Regions from separate parts of the Mus musculus genome. Here regions 2 and 3 are each linked to region 1. A link is a contact called in ENCODE POLR2A ChIA-PET data. All regions are on one chromosome and are shown on one strand. Each heading gives the region's core, a stretch centred on a gene start or an enhancer-like site at or near the end of the contact. The rest is flanking DNA. Distances are from core to core; before and after follow the strand shown.

The links. ChIA-PET counts read pairs that join two places held with the same protein, here RNA polymerase II (POLR2A).
Region 2: POLR2A ChIA-PET joins it to region 1 with 11 read pairs in Patski. The contact joins the promoter of Mast3 here to the promoter of Ssbp4 in region 1. POLR2A ChIA-PET finds 5 or more read pairs at or near these places in 3 of 5 experiments (Patski and embryonic stem cell).
Region 3: POLR2A ChIA-PET joins it to region 1 with 11 read pairs in embryonic stem cell. The contact joins the enhancer-like site here to the promoter of Ssbp4 in region 1. POLR2A ChIA-PET finds 5 or more read pairs at or near these places in 4 of 5 experiments (Patski and embryonic stem cell).

What each region holds. Positions count from the first base shown.
Region 1 is chr8:70,606,860-70,609,698 of GRCm38, forward strand. It overlaps Ssbp4 (single stranded DNA binding protein 4), which reads right to left and starts at 1,455. Exons shown (of 18, transcript NM_001372473.1): 1 at 1,266-1,455. The coding sequence starts at 1,321.
Region 2 is chr8:70,791,069-70,794,000 of GRCm38, forward strand. It overlaps Mast3 (microtubule associated serine/threonine kinase 3), which reads right to left and starts at 1,365. Exons shown (of 26, transcript NM_199308.2): 1 at 1,158-1,365. The coding sequence starts at 1,246.
Region 3 is chr8:70,819,490-70,822,682 of GRCm38, forward strand. Il12rb1 (interleukin 12 receptor, beta 1) reads left to right here. Exons shown (of 16, transcript NM_008353.2): 15 at 193-274; 16 at 1,026-1,935. The coding sequence ends at 1,382. Among named protein-coding and RNA genes, the nearest start is that of Il12rb1, 13 kb to the left of the region's middle. Within about 2 kb of position 1,267, at least 1 of the 3 ENCODE cell types and tissues checked has a DNase peak (open chromatin) inside an H3K27ac peak, as active enhancers do.

The DNA.
Region 1 (2,839 bases), core at 205-2,704:
GGGTCACTGAGTTTACTGACCATAAATGAGTCCTAACTGCAGGCTCTCAGGGAGCCAGCCTTGCATGGCAGCCCAGTGACCCAGACTTCTCTGTGCCAGGTGATCTGTCCCCTACCCAGGGCTGCACTGGGCAACTCAGCCTCTAGGCAAGCTGCCCCCTCAGGCCCTGCTACAATCCAGGCCTCCACACTCACACCTCAAAGGTGAGTGCTGGGCTCCCAGCACACTTCAAACGTTCCCGCTTCACCTACTTCTCCACACAGGCACCTCGGAAAGGAAGGCCAGCCCAGGCGTGTCCTCACTGGAAGCTAGAGCACAGCCTGTCCACCTGGGCAGCGCACCCTGTATCTTCAATGTGGGGCGTCTAGAGCCAGACCCATTCTGGCTCACCTGGGACTCCGGGAGGTGTCCCGGGACCGCCATGGTCAGGCTCTGCACCTCTCTAGGCTTTGAATCCGCACCTTTGCCTACAAGCGACAGTGGAGTCCAACTTCCACGCAAACCTCCAAAACCCCAACACCCCGCAGGGCATTAGGGTCCGACCCAACCTCTTCAAATTTGCAGCCACAATGAACCCACGTGTCCTGTTTCAAATCTCCAGCTTGGATACTTGGGACTCTGCGGCCCTAAGACCTGAAGCTGTCCTCCAGTGCCATGGTCTCACAGCCAACCCCGAAAGCTCACACCTGTCAGGTTTGTGTGACCCCAGAACTCCCGAGGCCTTACAACCCTCAGATGCTGTGCCTGCCCTGGGCATCCTGTGACCGCTCAAGTCCTAACTCCTGATCTCCCATACACCACCGACTCCCTAGTGAGCCCCTGATCCTGCACCCGATGAACCGCCACGTGACCCCAGCAACCCCTTGGCTCTTGTTTGACCCATTGATTTCCTGTCCCCTCAGGTATTCTGAGACCCCAAGCCCCCTTGGAGCTCTCAAGCTCATGCCCATGCCCTCTATCTCATGTGACCCCCCCACCAAGACCCTGGAACTCGAGTACCTCAATATATTCTGTCCTTTGTGTATTCTGTGACCCCAAAGGACCCTCAGGTCTCGCACACCCACAATCACACACCCTTCTGGTCTCGCGTGACCCCATGAGCCCCTTGATCTCGTGTGTACCCCTGAAATCCCGCACCATTTTGATCTCCAGTCACTCCCCGATCTCCTCGGGATCTCCTGTGTCCCCCCTGAAATCCCGCACCATTCTGGTCTCGCGTGACCCCATGGTCCCCGGTCCCGCGTGGCCCCGCACCGCGCACTCACTTCTCGCGCGCCTGCCCGTCCGAGGGCGCGCAGCCCTTGCTCGCCTTGCCGTACATGCTCCGCACCTGTCAGGCGCGCGTGGCCATCGCTGCCCGCGCCCCGATCCCCGCGGCCATGTCCGCGCGGGAGCTCCGGCCGCGGGTGGGTTCTCGCCGCGCTGCCCTCCCCGGGCTGTTCCGGGAAGCGCGCCACCGCCACCGCGCGCTCCCGCCGCTCTTAAAGTGGCAACGGCGGGAGCGCGGGTGGGCCCCCCCCCCGCGCGCGCGCTGGGAGCGCGCACGCGCAGAGCCCGCGGGGGCGGCACTGCCCACCAATAGGCTGCGCACCAATAAGTACAGACTTCAATACCTCCCCCCAAAGATATTCAAGCCCGGGACGCGCTCCAGCAGTTGCTATTTGTGCAATTGGGAAGCTGAGGCAGGGGGATGGCCGCGAGCTCCAAGCATACCTCGGCTGCGGAGCAAGACTCCCAGTTGTACAGATCTGGGGGTGGGGGTGGGGTGCTGTGGATATCTCCGTTTCGACTCAGGAACTGCACTAGGCTCTTGGGCTCACAGGATATGCGCCCATGACATTCTACTCCCAGGACACTCTCTGCGAGCCAATACAGCGCTGCGGGCTGTGAGGGGCCCTTTTGAGAGAGTTTCATATAGGCCAGGCTTGTCTCAAACACATAAAACAGATAACCCTGAAATTCTAATCCTCCTGCCTCAGCCTCCCTAGCGTTTGCACGACAGGCGTGTGCCACTTAGCCTGGTCTGTGTGCTGTGCACAGAGCCCGGTTTTTTTTTTTTTGTTTTTTTTTTTATGCATGCCAGCGTTGTAAGGACTGAACCCCAGACCAAGCACGTTTTGTTTGTTTTTCTGAAAGTGTTTCTTAACGCGGTAGACAGAGGCAGGAGGATCTCTGTGAATTCGAGGCCAGCCTGGTCTATATGGCGAGTTCCAGGACAGCAGCCAATACATAGTGAGACCCTGTCTCAAAGTCGGAGTAAAAACGGTGTCTCCTGTAGCCCAGGCTGACCTCCAGCTCTCTACTTCACTAAGGCTCCTTGAACAGGTGGTCCTCCTGCCTCCACCTCTGGGTGCACGCTGGGAATGAGAGCATGCTTCTTTCCCCCACTCCAGCGCAGACGCACGTGTATAACACGCGGCCCCGTGAGAGCACGAGGGGTCGTGGCGCATGGGCGTCGGGAAGCATCCAGGCTAAGGCTTGCTATCGCTGCAAGTGTCCCCGGTTGGACACGACGGGTTTAGTGGGGACTTGCTGGAGATTGCGCACAGGTGGGTCGTCAGCACCCGGTGGCGCAGTCATGAGCTCAGGTTTCCTGTGTGAGTGTGACAGCATGCAGGTCACCACGGCGCTAAGTCTCGCGTGGTGTCCCTGGTGCAGGCAGATCCCCTAGCCCGGGCCTCCCCGCCCCCACCCTAGTGGGCGGGCGGGAAGCCGAGCCGCCGTGGTTCCAGGCGCTCAGGAAAGGCTGCCGGGGCGCGCCCCGCCTCCTCCCCCAGGGCTCAGCTGGGCCGACGCCGGCCTTTCCCATTTCCTGCTTGGCCCGCCACCCCCTCCCCCA
Region 2 (2,932 bases), core at 115-2,614, 180 kb after region 1:
CCTCCACCAACGCAGCTCTGTAAAAGTGTCAGGGAGGGAGCGACAGGAGGGGCCCTAAGGAGGCAGGGAGGGTTTTGGGTAACAGAAGGGCAGTTTGCAGGCCAAGATAGGAGGTGCCGCAGGCAGCAAAGGGCATAGGTTTTAGGGAGCTGAGCCCAGCCTGTCTGTTGCTGCAGGAGGCTCTGTTTTCCCCATCAGGACAACCAGAAGGTGCACAAAATCAACACACCCTGTGAAGCTGGCCTTGGGGGACCTATGCTCTAAGAGCCTGCCTACAGGAGGCCACGCCCCCAGAGTCAGCTAAGCCACAGGTGTGGACACAGTACAAACCAGCATTGAGCTGGGGGACCCACCAACTGTACCTGCTCTTCACACAGGGAAATCGGGGCTACCAGCTACCAAGAGGGTAAAGAATTGCCCCCTAGGCTGAAGTGTGGGTGCAGAAGCGGAACCCAAAGGGCCCTGCAAGACTTCCTGTCGCCCCCCCTCTGCACACGACACACACTGGCAGCCACATCCTCTCCCTGCCCTGCTGTCCCATGGTCCTGCACCGGTAGCCAATGAGACTGGTTGGTTCCTTTCCCTTATGCTTAGACAAGACCTTGAAAACAACCATATTGGACGCCTCAGAGAACCTGGATCATCTCACTTGAGCACACATTAAATGCCAACTGCTTACACTGTTCCTTGCTCTAAAAGGCCTGTAAGCCATGGTAGGCACCACACTATCTCAAGGCCCAGTCGAAGCTTTGGATCGAGCACTCAGGGTCCTTGCATCTCAGACTTTTCCCAACTATGCTAACCTAAATACAGAGAAACACAAGCACAGAGAGGTTGAAGAACTACCTGGAGTCACACCGCACGGTAAAAGCTATCTTACAATTAGAACCTGGGTCGACAGTTGAGGCACCATCTCTCTTGGCCTCTGTGCCTTGCAAAGGAGGACCTGGGCCGAGGAGAAGCATGCCTTCTTGGCTGTAGACCTGCCACCCACTCGTCAGTCTGGGCCATGAGTATTTGCATCTGCGCCAACATTTCCGCTGAGTGTCCAGAACAGACTGCTTCATTCTTCCCAAATTCATCGCTTTGCAAGGCCCGAGTCCCAAGTTCAAATACCGGCGTCCACAGCTAGACCCTGCGCCCCAAGCCGTCCCTACCTTTTGGAACGCTGTAGCAGCGCACCCTTGGCCAGGCGGCTGCGGTGCCCCGGGGCCGCGACCGCGGTCCAGTAGCTGGGGTCGGACATGCTGCCGCCCTCCGTCTGCCCGGGCCTCGGCCAGATCGGCCGGATTCGGCCTGAGCCCCGTAGAGCGGCCCAGTGGCCGCGGGCAACAAGGAGCGCGCGCGGTAGCAAGGAGGAAGCCCGGCTGGGAGCCCCGCCCAGTCACGGGGCGGAGCCTGAGGGGGCGTGGCGTCGTGATGGAGGAGGAAGGGGGGCGAGGCGTTGCTACAGTGCTAGGCGGGGCGTTGCTAGGGTCCCCAACTAAGGAGCTTTTGTTGCTACAGCTCTGCCGGAAGCGCTGGGATGGAGCGCAGTTAGAACCCGCCTGTCGGTGCCCAGCATTGCCAGGGCCTTGAGGGACAGCGCGGGGCGTTGCTAGGGCCCCGAGCAGATCGGCGCGGCGTAGTGGACGTTGCTAGGGCTCTGGGACTAACGTGAGCGTTGCTAGGCCCCCTAGCAGCACAGGCAGGGGTTTGCTAGGGTTCTGAGCATAGGGGGCGGGGTTACCTGGCCGTTGCTAGGGCTCTAGGTAGCAAGGGCGGGGCGTTGCTATGGACCTCAGCAACACAGGCAGGTTGTTGCTAGAGCTCTAAGCACCAGGAGAGGCACCCTGACAGGAGAGCGAGGCGTTGCTATGGACCTCAGCAGCCCAGGCAGGGCTTTGCTATGGTTCTGAGCATTGGGGGGGCGGGGCTACCTGGCCGTTGCTAGGGCACTGCGCGGTGAGGGCGGGGCGTCGCTAGGGCCACAACAAGCAGGTGGGGCGTTGCTAGGGCCTGGACGGCGGAGTAGAGCTTTGGCGGTGCTAGTAGTGCAGGCTGTGACGGGTCTGCCCTCTGACTTGGAGGTGTTAGCCCTGCCTGGCTCTTCCCCTTTCCTTCCCATCTGTATGATGTCTGCGATGAACGCAGTGTGCATGGCCACGAAAGCCATTACCAAAGGCGATAAGTCATATATACTACAAACCAAAGGAATATGTCCTTTTCCCCCAGGTCCTAGGTAGCCAGTGGTCATTCTGACAGCACCCGACTCCCTGGACTTTTAGACACCGGATCAGAGCCTTGCTCGGATTTGAAGCTCAGATCCTATATTTGGTGCAAGAAGATAGCTGGGGAAACTGAGGCACATGCACCCAGGTTTTCCCCAACTCATCCTTGTCAAGTCACTCTGAGACTCTGCCACGTCTCCTCCAGGCTCTTTGCCACGTCAGGCGTTTCCCATGCTGCTGGCTGCAGCACAAACCCATATCCAGTCATTTATTCACTTGATAAACATTTATTGAACACTTACAGTTTACCTGCCTCTGGGACATCTAGGGGTGACTTCAAGGTAGTCCTTGATCTCAGATAAGGAGACAGATGAAGAATGTCAAAGAGTAACTTCAAAGAAAGAGGGATATAGCTGTGCTGGCAGAATGCTTGCCTGGCATGGAGGGCTCCATCCCAGCCCTCACCACACTTTTGGAGGTGGTAACACACACCTGTTGTCACAGGACTTGAGGGGTACAGGTAGGAACTTAAGGCCAGCCTGGACGATATTTCTTTCTCAAGAAATAGCAAAGAAGGCAAGCAGACAGGCAACATAATAATTTTGACCATGAGAAAGAAGAGAATCAGTGGGCATGGGGAAAGAGTGTCACAGATGGGGAGGAGGGTGCTCGCTGAGCTAACCACACAGCTGCAATAAGGATTGGAGCTCACTGAAAATGCA
Region 3 (3,193 bases), core at 17-2,516, 210 kb after region 1:
TATAGATCTGTCCTGGTCTAGACGCGGAAACCAAGGCACAGAGGGCCTGGAACCGAATTGCGTTGTGGGCAGAGATGTTGCTGATCTTGAGTGTGCAGGACTCTCATTTGGTCCACATCACACCCTTCATAACAGCGGGGACAAGGAAGCCTCAAGAATACCCTCTCTGATCTGTCACCTTTTGTTCCTCAGGGCCGCCTGGCACTTGTGCCCACCCCTGCCTACACCCTGTGGCAGCACTGCCGTGGAGTTCCCTGGCAGCCAGGGCAAGCAGGTAGATGTTCCTTCGCAGCTTCCCACTGCAGAGTAATGTACTCTGGGCAGTGGGTGTGCTCCAGCTCAGCTTGCCCAAACTGAAGGGCGACAGGTAGATCCAATAGGCAGGAGAATTCTGGATGTCATCTTAGAATCAGAATTTAACGTGGCTTCAACTAAAGGGGAATGTGAAAAACAAACTCAAGGCTTCGGGCTTCAGGCATGGCTGGATCCAGGGGACGGGATCCGTTTCTGTGCTGTAGCTAACCTTGGGGGCCTCACCCTGGCTGTTTCGGTGGACGACTTGGAAGAGGGTCTCCACAGAATGAATGTGCTCCTCTAGGCACTGGGAGGGGGAGGGGTGTTAGGGGTTTTCAGCTACACTGTATCCTGGCCCCGCCTACCAAGTCTTAGTCCCACCCAACGACAGGATTCTTCCCATTGTTTTGGCTCCTCCCAAGTCCTGGAGCAATTACATAGCTCTGCCCACAGCCCTAGCTCTGCCCTCATCCTTTTACTCAGTCCTGGTCCCGCCCACGTCTGCTCCATCACTCAATTTCTGATCCTGCCCCTTTCCCCTTCACTCAGTTTTGGCACCGCCCACACATCCTGCCTCCTCTTGTTCCTGCTGTTTGCTCCATCCCCACCCCAACACTCCTTAATTAGTCCCGGCCCCGCCCCCATCCTGCCCCTTCACTCAGTCCCGCCCCGCCCCGCACTTTACTTAGCCCCTCTCGAGAATTCACTGACTCTGTCCCCCCTCTTTTTAGGCTTGGCAGTGGTGCAACCCTGAGGACTTCCCGGAGGTGTTGTACCCGCGAGATGCGCTGGTGGTCGAGATGCCCGGAGACAGAGGCGACGGGACAGAGTCGCCCCAGGCCGCCCCTGAGTGCGCCCTGGACACAAGGCGGCCCTTGGAGACTCAGAGGCAGAGGCAGGTGCAGGCACTGTCAGAGGCCAGGCGCCTGGGCCTGGCTAGGGAGGACTGTCCCCGTGGTGACCTGGCCCACGTGACACTCCCGCTGCTCCTGGGAGGTGTGACCCAGGGAGCCTCTGTACTTGACGATCTTTGGAGGACCCATAAGACTGCGGAGCCGGGACCGCCCACTTTGGGGCAAGAGGCCTGACTGTTGCATCTCCAGCCTGCTCCCTCCTCAGGAGCCCCTAAACTGCAACAGCTGGTCATAATGGCTGTCCTATTTTATAGATGTGATTCTTGAGGCCCAGAGAAGGTGACTGTCTTGCCTGATGTCACACAGCGTTTGCAGGACGCAGACCCAGGCCTTTCTCCCGGTTCTGTAGCACCCTTCTCTTCTCCCACCCACTCCCTCCAGCGCCTATAGCCACACCGCCTGTGAGGGGAACATGGAAACCTCCAAGAAGGGGAAAGTGCTTCATGCAGCTTTGCTTGGTATCCTCAGGGCAAGGCTGGACCCTATCACTGGTCTGTTTATTTTTGGGGGGGTCCTTCCAGTCTGAGGGGACATGGTCAGTCACAGGCTCAGTTTGCCTCCAGCGTCCTTGGCTGGGGTCACAGAATGACTCTAGAGCGTCATAAATTAGGTTACCTAAAAAGCAGGGCCTAGACATTCACGGGAAGTTTATACGTCTGGACTCAGTTTCCCTATTAGAGTATTGGGCACTTAATAAATGGGCCTTCCCAGAGACTGAGAAACTAAATCTGGCCGTCGTGGTGCACGTCTGTCATCCCAATACCCAGGAGGCAGCTGCAGAAAGATGAGCTTGGACTGCAAAGCGAGTCCGAGGGTAGCCTGGGCTACATGAGACCCTGTCTGGAGGACAGTGTGGACAGTCACCTAGAATTCCGAGATAAGACCTGGGTAGTACAGATAGTTGAGGCGAGAGGCCCAGCTCCCTTCCCATGTGCTCGCCCGCCCGTCAAGAGGACCCTGGGTTCCCTCTTTTCCTGGCGCTACAGCCACGGTAAACGCGCGTCCGTAATGTCTCACTTTGGCCGCTAGGAGGCAGCAGCGACGCGTGTCGCCTCCGCCCGCCCTGCACATGAGGCTCAAATTGGACTTTTCCAGTTTGAACTACCCAAGGTTTGAGAACCCTTTTATAACAAGAGTATGCGAAGCTAGTAGGGCGAGGCCTCCCAGACCTGGAACCTGCGTTATCATAGAAGCTTCTAGCTGGCGAAGGAGCCGTGGTCTCCGGGTCCAGCCACACAGTGGTTACACAAATATTTCGGTTATGGTAGCCCGTTTCCAGTGCTGGGGTATGTTGGGGTTCCTCCAGGGACCCCGGGAGGTTGAAGCAGAGGACACTTCTACGCTTGGGAGAATTTGCCAACACACCTAGAGTCTGCCTGGACTCGGGTGGAGAAGGCAAGACCAGACCTGGGGGTGGAGAGTCAGTCACCAGCATCCAGCCACGTGTGGTGGACAAACTTTCCGTGGAGTATATTTTGTGTCCAACAGGCTCCATCTGGCTTCTGGCTAAGGGAAAGACGGGTGGGTGGCGGACAGAGTGACAGCCTAGAATCCCCCTTAAGGAAGTGGGGGCGTGGCTCAGAGTCAGAGAAGCTGCCTAGAATTTCCAAAGTGGGCTGGGGACGTGGCTCGGGGAGCAGAGTAACAATTTAGGATTCCTATGTCGTGGCTCCAGGATGGGATGATCAACATAATGCTAATTGCCTTGGGTCTGACCATCACCAGTGCAAAACACAGTTCCTTACTGTGTTCCAGACATCCTGCGTGCTCAGCCCCTGTGGCATGGGATGTCTCACAGGCTACTGCAGGCAAACACGGATCCAGACATCACACCCACACTTTTTTTTTCCTTTTTTTTTTTTTTTTGGTTTTTTTTGAGACAGGGTTTCTCTGTGTAGCCCTGGCTGTCCTGGAACTCACTCTGTAGACCAGGCTGGCCTCGAACTCAGAAATCCACCTGCCTCTGCCTCCCAAGTGCTGGGATT